Regions from separate parts of the Mus musculus genome. Here region 1 is linked to region 2. Evidence: chromatin loops called from intact Hi-C (ENCODE). Cell type or tissue: heart. All regions are shown on one strand. Each heading gives the region's core, and the rest is flanking DNA. Links, peaks and the distances in the headings are about the cores only. Region 1 holds the start of Hyls1 (HYLS1, centriolar and ciliogenesis associated). Region 2 holds the start of Tirap (toll-interleukin 1 receptor (TIR) domain-containing adaptor protein).

Evidence for each region. Hi-C counts contacts between places; a loop is a spot of excess contacts. Peaks named below come from ENCODE experiments on the same cell type or tissue, not always from the same donor. Only the 100,000 strongest peaks of a DNase experiment are listed, where the experiment ranks them.
Region 1: a loop joins it to region 2, with 2.8 times the contacts of the local background. A loop is called at or near these places in 2 of 42 quality-filtered maps.

What each region holds. Positions count from the first base shown.
Region 1 is chr9:35,565,660-35,575,112 of GRCm38, forward strand. It overlaps Pus3 (pseudouridine synthase 3), which reads left to right. Exons shown (of 5, transcript NM_023292.5): 4 at 1-196; 5 at 762-1,742. The coding sequence ends at 1,260. It overlaps Hyls1 (HYLS1, centriolar and ciliogenesis associated), which reads right to left and starts at 4,410. Exons shown (of 4, transcript NM_029762.1): 1 at 4,218-4,410; 2 at 2,796-2,846. It also overlaps the pseudogene Gm6762. In heart, for the core only: a CTCF peak has its summit at 4,146; DNase peaks (open chromatin) are centred at 4,152 and 4,552; H3K4me3 peaks cover 2,281 bases; H3K27ac peaks cover 1,565 bases; H3K27me3 peaks cover 325 bases.
Region 2 is chr9:35,194,811-35,204,263 of GRCm38, forward strand. It overlaps Tirap (toll-interleukin 1 receptor (TIR) domain-containing adaptor protein), which reads right to left and starts at 5,155. Exons shown (of 7, transcript NM_054096.2): 1 at 5,047-5,155; 2 at 4,401-4,509. It overlaps Foxred1 (FAD-dependent oxidoreductase domain containing 1), which reads right to left. Exons shown (of 11, transcript NM_001291448.1): 11 at 9,398-9,453. In heart, for the core only: a CTCF peak has its summit at 5,188 (motif pointing right); a DNase peak (open chromatin) is centred at 5,171; H3K4me3 peaks cover 1,704 bases; H3K27ac peaks cover 1,846 bases.

The sequences.
Region 1 (9,453 bases), core at 379-8,378, 370 kb after region 2:
CCCAGAGCCCAGGCGAGGAGAGAAGGCAAGAACCATTCCAGTTATGTCAATTTGAAGTAATTGGCCAGGCATTCTTGTACCATCAAGTTCGGTGTATGATGGCTATCCTCTTCCTGATTGGCCAAGGAATGGAGAAGCCAGAGATTATTGATGAATTGCTGAACATACAGAAAAATCCCCAGAAACCTCAATATAGGTAAGTTAAATCAAATTAGTATATCCTTGTCCCTCCCATTATTGAAATTATTCACCAATGACTGTAAAACCACCTAACCATCTCCCCAACTTTCCCTGTAAGCTTATAATTTGTAGACTGTTATGGACATATAAGAGGGGGCCACTGTCTACTAGTTTTCTCATTGTTTTTTTTTCCCCATTAGTAAGGAAATAGCTATTTGGACTGGGCTCCTAATTCCCAGCTTCTGAAATTATAGGGAAGGTAGAGGTTTTTATTTTGTGAATAGGCTGTGGCTAAAGAGGTTGTGAGAATGTCATGAACAAATCTGGATCAACTGTTTTAAATTTTCTGGTATGATGGGGAGCTCCCATCAGCCCATGTCTTGATTTGTTACCACTGACATTTACTTAGTACAGGTCAAATTGATCATCGTTTTTTGTTTTGCTCTAGATTAAGACAGTTACCACTAACATTAGTGGATCTTTCCTGCCCCCTTAATTTCAACTAAAGCTCAGTATTTAAAAAAAAAAAAGAAAGAACCATTGGCTAACTGCTGTGTATTCTTACCCTTGTTTCTCCTTAGCATGGCTGTTGAATTTCCTCTAGTCTTATATGACTGTAAATTTGAAAATACCAAGTGGATTTATGATCATGAGGTTCAGGAATTCAATGTTACCCACCTACAACAGCTGTGGGCTAATCATGCTGTTAAAACTCACATGCTATATAGTATGCTGCAAGGTCTAGACTCTGTTATGGTAACATGTGCAGCAGGAACAAAGATGGATGAAGCAACAGAATGGAGAAACATTCAACCCCCTGTCATAAAGCACACGAGTGCCTTTGTAGAAGGAGTGAAAATGCGCACATATAAGCCCCTCATGGATCGTCCCAAGTGCCAAGGACTGGAATCCCGGATCCGGCATTTTGTGAGTAGAGGCAGAATTGAGCACCCACATTTACTCCATAAGGAAGAAATAAAAGCCAGAAGGGACTGTGCTGACAAAGAAGAAAATACTGTTGTAGAGAATCCAAGTAAGAGGGTTTGTATAATAGATGCAGAAATTAACAGCATTGCATAATCCTAGGAAGCCTAGCATCTCTAACAGGATCCAGGGAGCAATAACCAGTTAAAATTCTAATGATGGCAAAAGGGCCTAACAAGTTGTTAAACAGAAAAGGATGTATTCTCTAATCCCTGTCCAAAAGAGTGATGAAATGAAAGACGCAAAAAGCACTTGTCAGTTATATGCACCTGGAAATCCGTGCCTTGTGTTCAAATCCATTAAAGTCTGGTCTACAAGTATATTTGTTCTTTTTCAAGGCAAATGTGATAACTAATAATCTCAAAGATCTTTGCCAAAGTGTCTTACTTCCTAAGAATTCATCAACTAAAGATAGATAGATGCATTCTGTGCCAGGCATGAAGCTACCCAGCATCCACCTAACTCAAGGCTGTACAACATGTTTTAACGAGGCAGCTAAGTACAGAGGCAGAGAAACTTTTTAGTAAGGGTAGGAGTAAAAACTTTTAGGTTCTGAATAAAATGATATATTGAACTCATCTTAGGACCCTTTAGAGTTGTGAAAACATTTTTGTTTCTTGTTGACCAAGTTCTGGAAGGTTCAACTTTGCAGAACTTGAGACAGAAGAAAGAAAAAAGTTTTGAGTCTCAAGGTGTGGAGGCAAACACCTATACTCCCAGCCTTTGGGTGGAGACAGAATCTAAGTTCAAAGTTTTCACCACACAGTGACTTGAAGGCCAACCTGGGCTATTAGAAACCCTTTCTCAACAACCACACATGAAAAAGCTTTGAACCCAAGGTGGAAAATACAAGTTTCCTAAAGGGTTGGAAATTAGCAAAATACTTAGTATGGCTGGAAATTGACAAAAAGTTAATTTGGGTAAGCAGTGTGTCACATTCATTATTTTCTAGAACCACAGAGAAATTTTAAAAGAAATTATGTAGGAAAAGTATTACTAATATTTATAAATGCTAATATGTACTGAAGCATACACAATTCTTAACTCATTGCAAAGTAACTTAGCAAAGTAACCTTAGCAAAATAACTTAGGTTTCTACCTTAGTCACCTGTCACTATAGTAGCGTTATGCAGATTTATTAAACAAATAAAACCGAAGTTCAAGACCCAAAACACACCATATCCTGAAACTGCTAACTAAAGGAACATGTAAGAACACACAGTATTTACAGTATTCTGGTGCTGCCTAAATGCTAGGGCTCCTAGCGTTGGAGGATGGTAGAGAATTGAAGATTTCAGGAAAGAGTTCCAGTTTAGAAGATCAAAGAGCATAAGATGGGTGAGTAACTTGTGCAGAAGTGTACAGCACAGTACTAACTTTCACGGCCCAGCAGAGGAGCCAGGAAAGCAGTGACACAAGTCACTTGTCATGGAACAGTCTTAAAAAGGACTGCTTTGTCTTTGAATTTTTAAAATTCTGAAGAGTTTTGTGTGTGTGTGTGTGTGAGTTCAAGTGTTCATGGAGGTCAGGAGAAGGCATCTTTTGAGTCCTTGGAGCTGAAATTCGAGGTATTTGTAAGGCGTCCATTGGGCACTGGGATCCCAACTCTGAGCCTCAGAGCAGTTTCTTACCTTATTTTGTTTTTCCTTGACTGGCTGTATTTGAGTTAACAAAAAGGAAACCTAGAAAAGAAAAACTGACTTTAAGAAACATTCTTATTTAAAAAGTCATTTCTAAAGCACAGTACATTGGGGCAGGAGTGGGGTGGGGGAGCCCTAACTGAAGGGTGTTAGTTACACTCTGGAGTCTATAGAAGCAAGAGTTCAAGGCTGAGGCAAATCCTCTTAAGAGGTTGTCTGGGGATGAATATAAAAGAAAATGGGTTCAGTTAGCTTCTTGGTTGTCATCACAGAAGCAGTCAATGAGAAGCTCCTAAAGGTATTTTTACAAAATTACTTCAGAGAGAGAATATTTATACAAACTCCAAAGTAGGACTGAATGTTAGAAAAATGTAAAGTAGGGAATAAAGCTTACTTCACTTAAAAAGTGGAATTACTTCAAAAGGTTTTGAAGTTTAATTGAGACATGTATATATCTCTTCTGGAGTTGGCCTGGGGTGATTTTAGACTAAAGCCAAGATGATTTTTAATGGCATCCTTACAGTGATAAAGTCCTGTTCCTTTGTGTTCAAATTATGTCCCCTTCATTTTTACACCTCAAATATGTAGATGCTTACAAGTGAAATGCAACTTCTCATGTTTATAGGTTATACTCAGTTCCTTTGCTTACAACGATCTCACAAGCTAAGCCATCTTATATATCGAGGATAAATATGGGTAATAGTGACTAAAATTACCTTTCCCTTAAAAACAAAAAACCCTCAAACAGTTTAATGCTCCAGGATTACCTAGTTACAGTAAAAAGATTCAGGGCTGGGGGGTGGGGTGGGATTTTTAACCCTTTAAATTCCTGTATTTGGCTATAACTGAAATTATGGTGCAATTTAACTTCTAAATTGAATGACAAACTGCTCTCTAGAAAAACTGATTATTACCTCAACACACGCGTTAGAGTGCCTCTATTTTCACTTTCATCAGCACTGCACACTGAAAAAACCTAGCCAACTTGAAAGAAAGGGCACAGTGATATTTTTGTTTGTATTGTATAGTTTTTATACGGGTTTTCTCACTCTTTCTGGGGTAAGATCACCCAGAGGGGTTCCTTCAGTTTTACTTGCTATCCTAAATCCTAAGCAAGCCGGCTGTACACTTGAATCCACGGAAGGTGTAACCCAAACCTGAGGCTACTTCCCTGCTCTTCCAACAATAACACCACCAGTCGCACCATCTGGCCACGGGCGTGCCGTGAGCTCGACTTCCCCAGGGACCCGTCCCCGTTTCCATGCTGGCAGGGAGGGCTCTGTCCACTCGCTTGCCCACCGGGCAAAAGTGGCGCAGGCAAGGTGTACATTACATTGTGACCTGCAGGGGCTTGGGCGGCCTGTGCTCGGGCTGCGAGTTAAAGACGTCCCGAGCAACGCTGCCGAGATTTACCTTGAACGCCAGAACCTGGCAGGGAAGAAAACGCGAATCCACGCGCAGCGGCCGAGGGAAAGAGCGTGGGCTCCGCTGCACCCTGTCCCAGGAAAGGTCCACCGCTCCGGCTCCGTGATCCTCACCAGCCTCGGCCGCCGCTGCCCAGGGTCTAGCAGTCGCGGCTCACCCCGGAACGCTGTTTCCCACTCGCGCAGGCGCACGACACCTCCACGTTCAGCGTAGTCGTTAACGGTCCGCTGTTCAAGTTTAAATCCCGAAGAGAGCCCACGCCTTTGGCTCCGCCCACCATCTCTCTCGTTGGTCCAGAGGCCAGACGTTCTCCACGTCTACATAACGATTGGTGCACATTTTCTCTAAGCCCTCCCCAACCTCGGGCCCGGAAGCGGGGTTTGGGGCGTGGAGCTGAAGTGGGAACCCGCCGGACCGTGGCGCGGAATCTGTTTCTTGGTCGTGTGGGTGTTAGTCTGGCGGTTAGGCAACGGGCTGGCCCTGCTCCGTGCCGCAGCCGCTCTTGGCTGTGGCCGGCGGCGTCGGAGGGTAGCGGAGGGGAGGGTTCTGGGGCGTGGCTGGCCCGGCTCGTGAGTCGGTCTCCACTGCAACCCGCGATAGGACCGCCCGACCAATTCCAGCTGCAGCGGTCCCCGCGGCACGGTATGCACTCTTCCAGAACGCACTATTATTGCCCTCCTTTTCTAGCGTACTGTTAACAAAATAGTATAATAAAAATATTACATGTATGTCTGACGTTTACAATGATTTGTGTACTTACAAAGAAAAAAAAAGGGACCCTAGTGCTTTGGGGACTACTGAGGGTAAGATCGGAAAAGAGGCCCCCATCCCCCGTACTTTAACTTTCTACATCAAATACAAATAGGTGTTTATTTCTTAATATATAGAAAGCTGGGTTGTTAAGATAGCTCTGGGGTTAAGAGCACGGGTTGCTCTTCCATAGGTCCTGAGTTCAATTCCTAGTAATCACATAGTTGCACATGGTTGGCTCATAAAGGGATCTTATGCTCTCTTCTGGGAGCGGGTGTTCATCAGACAGAGCACTCATACGTACCCCCACCCCTCAAATGCTAGAATGCTTAAATCTTCCAAACAATTCTTTTTTTGTTGAGGTTTTTTTTTTTTTTTTTTGCTTTTTGAGACAGGGTTTCTCTGTATATCCCTGGCTGTCCTGGAATTTACTTTGTAGACCAGGCTGGCCTCAAACTCAGAAATCCACCTGCCTCTGCCTCTTATCACTTGCCTACTTAGCTTTTTAATCAGGGCCCTTGCTCTACCTCTGAGGCAGTTAAGAATTTATGAAAACTGAATGACTACCCCTTGATGGACAATGTGACACTACTTTATTACACACATTCTTAGGACAAATATCCTGCTTTCATGTAATGCTTGTATGGAATTTCCTTTAGCATGGAACCTCCAGCTAATGTGTCTTAAGCAAGGTTAGATGATTCATTTTCTTACCTACTTTTGGACATTCAGCTTCATTTCTATACCTCAAAGTTAGGAGCTTGCCATGTAGCCCAGGCTGGCCTTGATGTAGGCAGATGGCAGACTCAGATTTGAGAAACAGAACAAAGGTAGGCAGTAGAGATGAGCTTAAGAGGTAGGTCATGTAGGCCAATGGGAGCAAATCTGACTTTAGCCAAAGAACTATGGAACTGGGTATCTGAAGCAGAATTGGGGCATGCTATGAAATACTCAGGTTTATTCTTGAAATTATTTTCTTTCCTTGAGAATAATGGATTAGAGGAATGCACAATTTTATGTAAAATCTGAATGAGACATAATTGCATATTCGAGGCATAGGTTGTGGTACGTAGGCTAGGATGGTAATGGCCAGGATATTAAGAAGGGGAAAGACAGATATATTTTGTGTCTATGACCAGAACACATATTTTATAAGGCTGAGGTGTGAGAGATCAAGTGTGGTTTCTTAGTTCATAGATTTCTGGCTGGTGCAGCTGAATGTTCTTTTCTCGAACAGGAGATACTGGAAAAAGACTTTTTTGGGTGAGGTAGAGTTAAGCTTTGAGCACATTGTATTTGAGGTGTGTGTTAGCATTCTGTTGCTGTGACTTAATAGAGACACTGAAATGGAGGACAGATTTATTGTGGTTCCAAGTTTGAGCTCATGCTCATTTAGGGCTACTGTTCTTAGGTGATGGTTGGGCAGAATATCACGGTGGGTAGAAGTAGAGGGAGCAGAACACAGCTGCTCATCTTGTGGTAGCTGGGAAGCAGAGAGACAGAGAGGCAGATAACATGCTGATCTTTTGCTGTTCTGTGGAACTAGCCTCCGCATGAATTCCCCAACTCCTGAGAGTTGTCTTTCAGTCAGTAGAACCCATCCTTATGAAAGAGGTCTCATACACTTTTTAAAAGAGTGTTGATACCATACTTGTTATAAACCCTTCCTCCTAGACCTTTATCCTAAGCGTTGTTTCTCAGTCAATAGAACTCATTCCTCCCTGGGACTAAACCACCAGTCAAAGAAAACACATGGAAGGACTCTAGCTGCAAATGTAGCAGAGGATGGCCTAGTCGGTCATCAATGGGAGGAGAGGCCCTTGGTCCTGTGAAGGTTCTATGCCCCAATATAGGGGAATACCAGGGCCAGGAAGGGGGAGTGGGTGGGTTGGGGAGCAGGGGGAGGGGCAAGGGGATAGAAGATTTTCAGAGGGGAACTAGGAAAGGGGATAACATTTGAAATGTAAAGAAAATATCTAATAAAAAAAATAAATAAAATAAACTTCATTCCTTTGGAAGGTGCTCTGCAAAACACATTTGCAAGGGAGTTTCAGCCTTAAGATTTGTTGTGATAATCATGAGGAAGCTTGTTTCTAAAGTTTTACCATATTTAAATATCTCAAAATTAAACAGCTCAGGATCAGACTCTGAATGTTTGAAATAGCCTAAGTCCCTTCTTACTTCGCACGAATCTTTTTCCTGTAAGCCGTGACGCTTGCTGGGATCCTTACAACCCAGACAGTCTACAGTACCTTTCAGCATTGTTTCCCAGTGTCCCCTTGTGCGAACCTTCTTCTTAGCCCGTTTTACTTGTTCACTGTTCCCAAAGCTCTTGGAGTTCTGTGGAGACTTCCTATCTAGATGCCTTCTTGTCTCCTTCTACCACATCTTGTGCCTCTTTAACTCTTAGTTCCAGTCCTTTTTTTTTTTTTCTTCCTTCCACCAAGCCCCTTTAACTGCCCTCAAGTTGCTGAAATCTGACCCACTTTGAAATTCCTCAGCTATTGAGCACCTAGAATACAAAGTACAGGGGTGTCTGAATTTTCTCTTTCTCTGGGCTACACTGGATGAAGAACAATCTCAGACCTCTCATTACATATGCAAACACTGATGCTCTTGTATGAGCTGATGAGAAAAAAAGTTGGCATGTAATTTTCATAATATTCCTCGCCACAGATGAACATTTACATCTGAGTTATGTGACTCCAGCTTGGAGACTCATTTAAAATCAAAGAGCAGGCTTTGACTTTGTGATCGTCAATAAAGAAAAATTAATGTATCCAAGAAATAAAACTCCACTGATTTTAAAGACTTTTAAAATTATTATATAAGTAAAATAGTATAACATAAAACTAGTGGGATGTTGGACATTGTATTGAGAAATGTTTGCATCCACATTCACTTTAATGGGAGCGCGTCAGATCTCTGTATTCTCAAGTTGCACACTGGAGATTTTGTTGCTAGTTTTACTTTTTGTGTGCTTTACTTTTTTTTTTTTTGATTTTCATAAGTTTAATTTGGATAAAAACAGAAGTTTGAGGCTGATTGGGGAACAGCGGGGCTCTGATCAAACAAACGCAGTAACATTCTCAGACTCCTATCCTTCCCTGGCCTGACCCCTTCCTGTCTGTGATGTCCAGCCTCCAGAAAGACTGGATAGCTACACTGACTGGGGCTATTGGTTGTTAACTAGGGAGGGGACAAAGTGGACCATCATGTGACCTCACTTCCAACACAGGCATGGCCCCTTTTTGTTGGTTGGTTGCGAGCACTGTCTTTATCACGACCCAGAATCAAGACCAGCTTTCTCTGTGTCTCTGGACCCTGGAGTCAGTGATGCTGGTATTGGGGGCTGTGTCCTGGGAGGTGAGTGGATGTGCCTGTATCATTCAACGCCACTAACGTTCCCTAACAACAGAGGCAGCGTCTTAGAGTTGGAGCCAAGAATTGGCCCCTCCAGCCTGGGAAGCATTAGATGAAGTACTCTTCCTTCTCTCTGCCCTTGGCTGAGTCAGTCTCCATCTGGAGGATGGCGCTGGGCTCCCCTTCTGCAGGCTCATAGGTGATGTAGCTGCCTTTGTTCTTGTACAGATAAAAGAAGATTAAGGTCACCACCGAGAGCAGGGTAAAGAACAGTATGGTGATAACTGCAATGAGCACTGTGCTGTCCTCTTCAGCTTGTGGGGAGAGGGTCTCAGGGGCCTGAAAAACCGGCGTGGTCATCAACTCTTCAGGAGAAGGTGTGGACGGTAGGTTGTTCATCGTTGCTGAGGGCAGACTATCTCACAGGGTCAGATCTGGTCTCCAAGGTCTAGGAGCCCTGCCGAGTCGTCCGCTGGGTCTGCCCCGCTCCCCGGTAACCCCGCGCGCCCCGGTCCAGCACCCTGGCCGTCGAGTGTCCCCGCAGCAGCGCGGTACCCGAGCAGGTCCGGTCTGAGTGCGGGCTCCGGCTCCGGCGCAGCGCGCTCACCTTTCCAGTCCGAGGGGCGGGCGCGCATCTTTTTGAACTCGCCAGGGTGGGAGCGGCTTCATTCTTGAACACAGTTGTGCTTCATTCTTGAACACAGTTGCTTTCAAATGCAGGCGCTCCCAACAAGTGATTCCAGGAACGTGGAAGGATTATGAAGCCAGAATGTCTGTCTCTGCGTCAGGACAGTTCACACAGTAACACGGTTTTTCTTTAAGTTAATTGCCAGGTTGAAGATCTGTGAATTCTTTTTGAAAATGGGCAGACAGGAAATATATTTATTTGTGTTGACTGAAAATGTGGTTGCAGATATATCAAAATATTGTTTATTTTTCTAGGAATCTTGAAATCCAGTCTCACATTCTTTTATCAAAATGAAAAATACACTCCATACTTTTTACCGTTTCAGGGACTATGTTAAATGGCCTTAACAAAAATGCATAAAATTGTGTCTTAATTTGAACTTATACTTTCAGTTTTATTTGCAATACTATTATAATTTGAAAA
Region 2 (9,453 bases), core at 765-8,764:
AGGTACTCCTGAAGATTGTTATTGGCTGGTTTAGAAGTGAAGCCTTAAGTTTTATGAGTTTTCTAGAAAATTCTGATATTTGGAAGCATTAGTCTAGATGTTAAACTATAGAAAGATATACATTTGATGTTGATACTTTATGTGTATATGCTCATATATAATATACATGCATATATAAGCACATAAAATACATACTATAGTACACACACACACACACACACACACACACACACACACACACACATACAGTTTATGCTGGTTTTAAATCAGCAATCATGGAACTGGACAGATAGCTCTGGGGTTAAAAGAACCCTGCTCTTTCAGAAAACCCAAGTTTGGTCCCCAGCACCCACACAGTAGTCCACAACCATCTGTAACTCAAATTCCAGGGGATCCAAGACCATCCTCTAAACTTTAGTACACACCTGGTACATAGACATACATTCAGGCAAAACACCCATACTCACAAAATACAAAATAAATAAACTTTAAAAAACATAAACATGAAATTTTAATCCCATCTCAGGCTCCTATGTGCTAGTGTTATCAGTGTTCCAGAGCTCAAAGTCACTCTGGGCTAAAAGAGTAAACTAAAGGCCAGATTGGGCTATGGGAGACCCTACCTTAACCCCTCCTCCCAAAATAAAAAGGAAGGAAGGGAGGGAGGGAGGGAGGGAGAGAGAGAGAGAGAGAGAGAAAGAGAGAGAGAGAGAGAGAGAGAGAGAGAGAGAGAGAGAGAGAGAGAGAATGAATCTCACTGCTTAAAAATAGCAGCAATTTACTTGCTTACTGAAATTAAAAATGTATAAGTATTATGTGTGTTTGAGGAGGGCATGTGCCACAGTGTGTGTATGGAGGCCTACACCACATCGGGTGTATGATGAACAGTGAAGGGCTGGAAATTTAACTCAGGGAGTGTACAGTGCTTGCCTGCTATGTATGATGTCTTGGATTCAAAGATTGGATCCCCAATGCAAAAAAATGAAAAAATCTGAAAGCCAACAACAGTGGTGTTTGTTTGTGATTCCAGCATTAGGAAGCTGAAGGCAGGAAGGTCATGAGTTTGAGGCTAGTCTGGGTTACACAGAGATTTCGAGGCAAGTCTGGATACATACTGAGATACTATCTCACATAAACACACACATATAGCAAACAAACAAACAAACAAACAAACAAAAAGGTAGGCCAGCAAGATGGCTCAGGTGGTAAAACTGTCTGTATAAACCTGGTGACAAGAGTTCTATTCTCAGAGTCCACATAAAGAAAGAACCAACTCCATAAAGTTGTACTCTGCCTTACACACACACACACACACACACACACACACACACACACACACTCATGTACATACACCATCACACACATAGTACTAATACATTTTTAAAAAATTATTTCTTTATTTTTATGTGTGTTGGTATTTTGCCTGCATGTATGTCTGTGTGAGGGTGTCAGATTCCCTGAAACCAGAGTTAGAGGCGGGTGTAAGCTGCTGTGTGTTTGCTTTGAATTGAACCTGGGTTTCCCGGAAGAGCAGCCAGTGTTCTTTAACAGCTGAGTCATCTCTCCAGCCCCACTAATACATTGTTTAATTTAAAAAAACAAACAAAAACAAAAACAAAAAAAAAAAAACAAATAGGGCTGGAGAGATGGCTTAGCAGTTAAGAGCACTGACTGCTCTTCCAGAGGTCCTGAGTTCAATTCCCAGCAACCACATGGTGGTTCACAACCATCTGTAATGGGATCTGGTACCCTCTTCTGGAGTGTCTGAAGACAGCAACAGTGTACCCACATAAAATAAATAAATAAATCTTTTTAAAAAAGCAAATAAATTGCTATTTGTAAGCAGTGACTTTATTTATTTACTTATTTATTTATGTATTTGTTTATGTGTTTGTTTATGTTTATGGGGAGGGATTAAGGTAGAATATCCAGTAGCCCAGAGTGACTTTGAGCTCCAGATCTTCCTGCCAAGTGCTGGCATTGCATGCATGTGTCTCCTCTCCTGGATAACAGTGAACAAATTAAAAAGGGCGCGTTTCTCTGCGATAAAGTCCAAATTGCTTTCCATACTACATTTTGTAAGTTCTGAAGAATAAAAATGTCAAAAAGTGTGTATCTGCATGAATAAAAGCATCCACTATTTTAAACTTAGGCATACATTGAAAGGTTTTCTGGGTATTGTGGCACATGCCTGTAATCCTAACATTTGAGAGCTTGCGGAAGGGGAGCTGTGAGTTCCTCAAAGGCATTAAAATAGAAACACTTCATTGTATTTTAGTCATAGAGAAACATATCCTACCAACCAAAGAGAAGTCATAGCAAACTTAACGTTGCCATATTTCTCAAATTGGCTCTTGGAATGCTTAAATTTCTTAGTTCAAAAACACTGCCTTTGTTCTGAAAATATCTATAACTACATAATGTATTTATATACTATGCTCCTAATACACTTTCTAAAAGGCCTTGTGGGGAAAAGGTTGAAGAAAGTGCCTAGGATCTTGAGGCCAGCCTCTGACCTGCACACTACCGGAGTCAAAAGGATTTATTGGAGCTGGGCAGTGATGGCACACACCTTTAATCCCAGCACTTAGGAGGCAGAGGCAGGCAGATTTCTGAGTTTGAGGCCAGCGTGGTCTACAGAGTGAGTTCCAGGACAGCCAGGGCTACACAGAGAAACCCTGTCTTGGAAAACCAAAAAAAAAAAAAAAAAAAAAAAAGGATTTACTGTAAAGCAACAACAGCAGTGTAGGCAGAATGACTGCCAGGGAAGGGGAAGCCAACAACAGAAAACCAATGTCACTAAACAGACCTGCAGCCATGCAATCCTCTGCCTTCAATAATGGTGATGGTGACACTGAAGTCAGTAGAAAAGGTTTGTTTTACCCCAGGCTTGTTACAGCTCCTTAGATAGCTGAGGATGACATTGAACGTCTTCTGAGCTTTCTGCCTCCACCTGAGGTGCTGGGATTATTGGCAAGGGCTACCAAGCCCAGTTTTAGGCCATGCTGGCCATCCAACCCAAGGCTCTGTGCAGGTAAGCGTTCTATCTACTGAGCTAGCTATACCACCAGCCCGGAAAGGTGCTCTTTGCAGTCCATAGTATTAGGTCAACTTAAGTAGTGTTGTGGGGAAAATTAATCTCAATCTTGCATCTCAAACCATGAAAATTACATTTTAAATGGATAGGAGAGTTATCTGTCACCAGCAATAAAGATCTTATAGGAAAATATATGACCTAGTTTCTGACTTTGGAGTAGACAAAGCAAAATACAAATTGCTTTCTGAGACATGGTCTCATTCTGTAGAGGCTGGCCTAGAACTCAGTATGTAGGCCAGGGTGGTCTCAAACTCACAACAATCGCCCTGAGTGCTGAGACACAGGTTCAAGAACCATTATGTCTTGGGGGCGGGGGTGGGAAGGGGAGAAATCAAATGTGATACAGTCTGTAGGAGGGGAAATGATAAATTGGAAAATATTAACGTGAAGACTTTTGCTCCAAAGATACCATTAGGAGAGTAAGGAGACTCTACTGGGACAGGGAAAACATTTAAAAACGTGTATCTAACAACCGTCCAAATCCCAAATATTTCAAGAACTCTATAAACTGCTAAGAGACACACAGTTGGGGAGTAGACCTGAATAGTCATTTCACAGAGAGGATATTCAAATGACCAACAGACCAAAAGATGCTCGGTTTACCGGGCCTCAGAAAAATGCAAATTGAAACCTCCGGGCTTCAAAGCTGTGTAGTCAGCAGAACGGCTACAGAGAGAAGGCCGCTGGCTGGAGCGTGATGGGGACATGGAAGAATGGGAGCACACAGAATGTGCTGCTGGGAGTGACTGCCGTAACTTCTGTGCTTGCTTGCTTTGTTTTGAGATAGGGTTTGATAGCCCAGGCTGGCCCTGAACTTACCTCTTCTCACCTCCACCAGCGTGCTGGGATCACAGGTGTCTGCTGTGATAGCCAGCAAGCACAGTTTTTATTTTTAGCTTAGAAAATGTTCGTTTCTGTGCATGGATGTTTTGCCTGTGTGTGTGTGTGTGTGTCTATATATCACTTTCATGCCATGTGCCTGTAGAGGCCAGAGAGGGCATTGGGTCATCCGGAACCAGAGTTTGTGACAGAGATGTTTGTGAGCCACTATGTGGGTGAGGAGATTCAACTAGGGTCCTCTGAAACAGCAGCCAGTGCTCTTAACCACCGAGCCTCTGCTCTGGCCCCAAACACAACTGTTTTAGAAAGCTACTGCACACTATCAAACTGAGCAAAGGTACAAAAGTCACACAAACTCAAAACAGGCCAAAGCTGAAAACAACCATGTTCAGTAAATCGGATGACCAGTCCACAGTCCACCTTTTCGACATGATGTTATACATCAAGCAGCATATGTACGTACATAGACTTACTGTTCTGGATGCAGGTTACACAAGAAAGCCTGTGAAAAGTGGCTTGGTAGGACTCGGGATCTGTGTTTCGGTATGCTGGTTGATATTGTTTCTTAAAGTCTGAAAACAAAGCAAGGCTTCCTCTGAGTCATTCCTGGGTAGGTCTGTCCGATGGAGAACTCCCTACTTCCTTCTCTAGTTGCGCTTCTCGGGTTTCTGGTTTACCTGCCAGCCAGTGTCTGACCTAAGGACCGAACTGTTCCTACTCCCCTAGTCCCTCTGGTACTTGGCACTGTAGTAATCCCTGGTGGATGCCCGTTAAATGACCGTGATAGCAACGCCCAGTGGGTTCTTAACTTTAAATAAAGTGACACTAATGCAGAACTTTGCCACAAAGTCAAGCCCAGAGGGGCCAGGTTATGACAGGGCAGAGACTTCAGGGAGCTAGGGAGAGCCACTTGATGTGGCCGGACTGCTTGAAGCCCAGCCGGACTAACAGCTCCATGCTGGCATCGGTGCCACAGAAAGGTGGCGGCTTTCGGGGGAGTGCTGGACCCCAGATTGGAAGGGGCGGATCAGGGGAGCGTTGTCCCGGGGAAAGGGCTGACTCGGCAGGGCCCGTCCGCCCACCGCCCCGCGTCCCCGCCGCCCGCTCACCTACGCGGCTCCACGCTGCGGGTTGCAGACTCGTCCGGGAAGTGCCCGCGCCCCGGCTCCCGGAAGCTCCTCGGCCACGGCCCTCCCGCCCGCACTAGCCACTCTCCTGCCCACACCCGCCGGCCGGACCCTAGGGGGCGCTCGCCAGTCCGCGTCGCTCAAGATTCCCAGCTGCCTGGTTACGACCCGAGGCTGAACCCAGACACCCGAGCTCCCTGAGGCTGCCGTGAAGCCCTGAGCCGCGGTTTGTCTTGTGTGAGGGCAAAGGGACGAGGAGAAAACTCCAGAAAGGGAGGTGCAGACCTTACCTTCTTTCGCACGGTTGGGGAAAATGAGACTTTCATCCCCTTAAGTAAGGTAGGTTAAGTGGACAAAGAAGCCGGCTAGCCCCTGGGAGGTCCGTTCTTTTACTGGGATATGGGTCCCATTAAGGTTGCTGCCCACAGGCTGGAATCAGTCTGGCCAAAAGTGCTGGCCTTCAGGGCAGGGATTTCCTAATGGCATTTCAACTGCATTTCCAAGGGTACCAAAATAACTGCAAAAAAAGGGTGGCTGGGCAAAGTGTTGGTAAGCCCTGATGAAATATTTAAGTCCTCTGCCTCCACTTCTTAGAGTTCCTGCTGTGAGCTTTGTGAAACGCCAAGGGAATATTGTTATTAAAACACCAACCTAAAACCAACTCACATGAAATACTGCAGGTGGCAGGAGTAGAATGGGCTGGTGTAAGGCCTTATTAGCCCACTCTTGATTTCTTTTTCTCTCCAGCCAAGCCAACCTGTAACTTGTTCAGAGGGAGGCAGTTGATGCCGTGGCGCTGTTCATGAATGATCTTTCTAGGTTTACTCATCAAAATTACATTCTCTGGATGCTGGTGTTGTGAGAGATGAATATTCATAAGAATTCCTGGAAAGCAATTGTGTCTGCAAAGGCTGACTTACTGATTAGAACTGCAGTGAGTTGGAGAGATAGGAATATTGCCTGTCCGGAGGCTCAGCTAGCTCTAAACCCCACGGATCGGCCAGCCATACCTTGAGCAGATCCCTAGCTGCCCAACCCGAAAGCTATCATCAGATAACACCTGAGTCCTACAGCAAAGGTCTCCCCAGCCCCAGTCTTGCTGTACTGCCTCTGCGATGTGCCCGACAATGTATTTTAAACTTGGCTTGATTTATGACTTTGTTCTGTAACAATTTAAAACGTTGTGAAGCTCCTTCCACACTGAAACATGCAGTTTAGGATAACCTAAATCTATATTCCTGGGACGTGGTCACTCAGGTATGGCTCAAGAATAAACCATTTCTTTTTTTTTTTTTTTTTTTTTTTAGCATATCTAAACCCTTTTTTTTTTAAAAGATTTTATTTATTTATTTATTTATTTATTTATTTATGTAAGCACACTGTCGCTGTCTTCAGACACTCCAGAAGAGGGAGTCAGATTTCGTTACGGATGGTTGTGAGCCACCATGTGGTTGCTGGGATTTGAACTCTGGACCTTCAGAAGAGCAGTCGGGTGCTCTTACCCACTGAGCCATCTCACCAGCCCCGAATAAACCATTTCTTATCCTGTTAGGGATAAAAGCTTTTGGGAAAGAGCTGTCTCACACCCACCCTCCACCCCAACCCCCAGCAGCTGGACACCCAGCAGTTGCTCACACTTGGTGGATGGCTCCTTGGCGAGGACATCTCTGCTTCTCCCTTTGGCCTCTGCCCAGCTGTGCTTGTGAAAACTGCCTCTCTTCCAGCCAGGTTCATTTTTGCATCCTGTAAGGAAAGATTTCCTCCCCAATAGCCTAGGCTAGCTTCAAACTTGTAATTAAAATGAATGAATTTTTTTTTCATCTTCCTGCCTCTAAGTTCTGGGATTAAAGGCTTGGGCCACTCTACCTGGCCAAGAAACTGAGGCTGGAGTACCTGCCCACCCAGAGGACCTGAGTTGATGCCCAGCACCCATATCCAGTGGCTCACAGTTGTATGTAACTCCAGCTTGAGGGAAGGACTCCCTTGTCATCTGCCCCCACCCCCAGCATACACGCACAAATGAAATAAAGATTTTACACATTATTATTGCATGTGTGTAGGTCAGAGGGCAGCTTTTGGGAGTTGGTTCTCTTCTACCTTGTTGAGGTAGGATATCTCTTGTCTCCACCATCCTATGTACTCCAGGCTGGCTGGCTCTTGAGGTTCCAGGCAATTCCCCTGTCTCTACTTTCCTGACATATTGAACCCTGGGATTGCACACATATGCAACCATACCATGCATTTTAACTTGGGTTCTGGGGATTGAAACTAAGCTGTCAGGCCTAAATGGCATCTTGAGCCATCTGCCCTACCTCTCATTGCAGTATAAACCCCCTGGGGCCAGGAAGGATCTTTAGGGTCCAGCAGGAATGCTTCGATGGGCAGAGTACAGGAGAAAGTGTGGGGTTGCTAGATTTGGGGACAAAGATGAGGGCTTGGCCCAGCCCCTCATATAGTTGAAAGGGCAAAGCAGATGCAATCACATGTCCATAAAGGCTTTCTCATGAGACAAGATTAAAGCCCTGTGGAAGTAGGGGTTTCCTTAAGCACTGATTACAACATCTATTTCTTTGAACCCTTAGACTGATGCTGTGCTGAAATCACTATGGGGCACTGTGAATGTTGGTGGGTTACATGGACTGATCAATGGAAGAGAGCCACTACAGGATGAATTCAGGCTTCTTAGCAGCGTGGGGTGGGGGGGGGTGGGGTGGGTGGGTGGGAGGAGCCTCTGTGGGACTGAAACCCACAGCTGCCTTGAAGCTCTTTTCAGTTACATAAAAGGCATCTTTAGCAAGTCAATTTCTGCATACCAAAACCTCTTATCTGATTTAGGGGCTATCTTGCTATCTTGAAAGAACTATCACCTAAGCAATTCTCAGCCGTGGGAAACATTATCTCCTGACTAAGATGGGCAAAAGCTCTAAGAAACCTTCAAAGGAATAACCCCATACAAATCTCAGATAACAGTCGCTGACAAAAGGGTACTTCAAAGCTTAGGTGCCATCACTCCAGATTCATGGCAGATACAAAGGTTTGTTAAAAGTCGGCTACAGAGTACCTCTATAATCCAGGGCTAACCAATTCTCTGACCTATCTCTTTAGCCTAAAGCCTGTCCACCCTGTTCATGACAAGACCCTTCTAATATTTCAGCACTACCTTCTGGTGAGTTTTCTTTTGCTTACTGCCTAATTTCTGGCTCTCTTCAAGCCACACTCAGGCTCTATACTCCTAGCTGGCCCATCTCCTCTCCTGTCCCCTCCCCTATATGGTGTCTACCTCTTTTACTTTTTATTTACTCCAAAGGACTTCGGAAGGAGCCATTTTCCTAGGAAGCTCAACTCTGGTTCCCTCTCTTCTGTAACTTCTCTCTGTGCCTTAGATTGCATTCCCTGGTCACCACTGACCTGCTAGGTGCTAAGCCCAGCTGTCATGTGACATATCATTCTAGTGCCTGCTTCTTGTCTTCATGATTCCATTTAACTGGATTTTCTCCTGCCTCATGGGCCACTTTCAGCAATCACCTGTTCTCTCTAAATGTCAGTGGGTACCCCAGCTTTTCTGTGTTGTCCTTAATGCTTTGCTTTCCTTTGTTGATGCCGTTATCACCTGTCTACACTCAGACTGCCCACCCAATTTGTCCAATCACCCCTCACACCTCCCACAGGCACTTTTCTTTCAGTTTGTCCCACACCAGACCACTCATTTTGCTGTTCTTCCCTCTGTCGTTTTGGTAAGAATGGTGCCTGTTTGACTATTAAGCCAGAAACTTGGGAAACACTGACTCTATTTCATGTTCATTGTCACATTGCTCCACGGGTTTCCCACCAAGACTGTTATCTGTTAAGTAGACTAAACAGCCTTTGTCTACAGCCTGCTTCCTGCTTTGCTATCTTTGTTCTCTTCAAGGGGACCAGTGACTTCCCCCAGCTCCTCTCTGTTGGTGCTGAGGATCACATCCAGGGCCATCCACTTGCTAAGCAAGCACTCTACCACTGGGCTACACCCTAGCCAGACAGATTTTTAAAAAGAAAATCCGATCATGTTGCTTCCATATTTAAAAATCTGCTGGGTTTCTGCCGAGGTGAAATCCAAGCTTCTCAGTGTGGCTCTTCAGATCCTGGCTCCTTCTTTCCCCAAAGCTCCATGATCCAGTCAGAAAGCTACTCTGAATCCTGCTATAGACTGAATGTGGTAGTCAGAAGCTGGAGGTTTATAGAAGCTAACTAGAACCATTTCTTTCCCTAGAACCACTGCTCCTGTAACAGGATAGTAGCTTGCAAACAAGATGCCTCCCACAGAGGATCTAAGAAACACTCTCAAGAGGCTGCCTTTTTTTTTTTTTTTAAGATTTATTTATTTTATGTATGTGAGTACATTGTCACTGT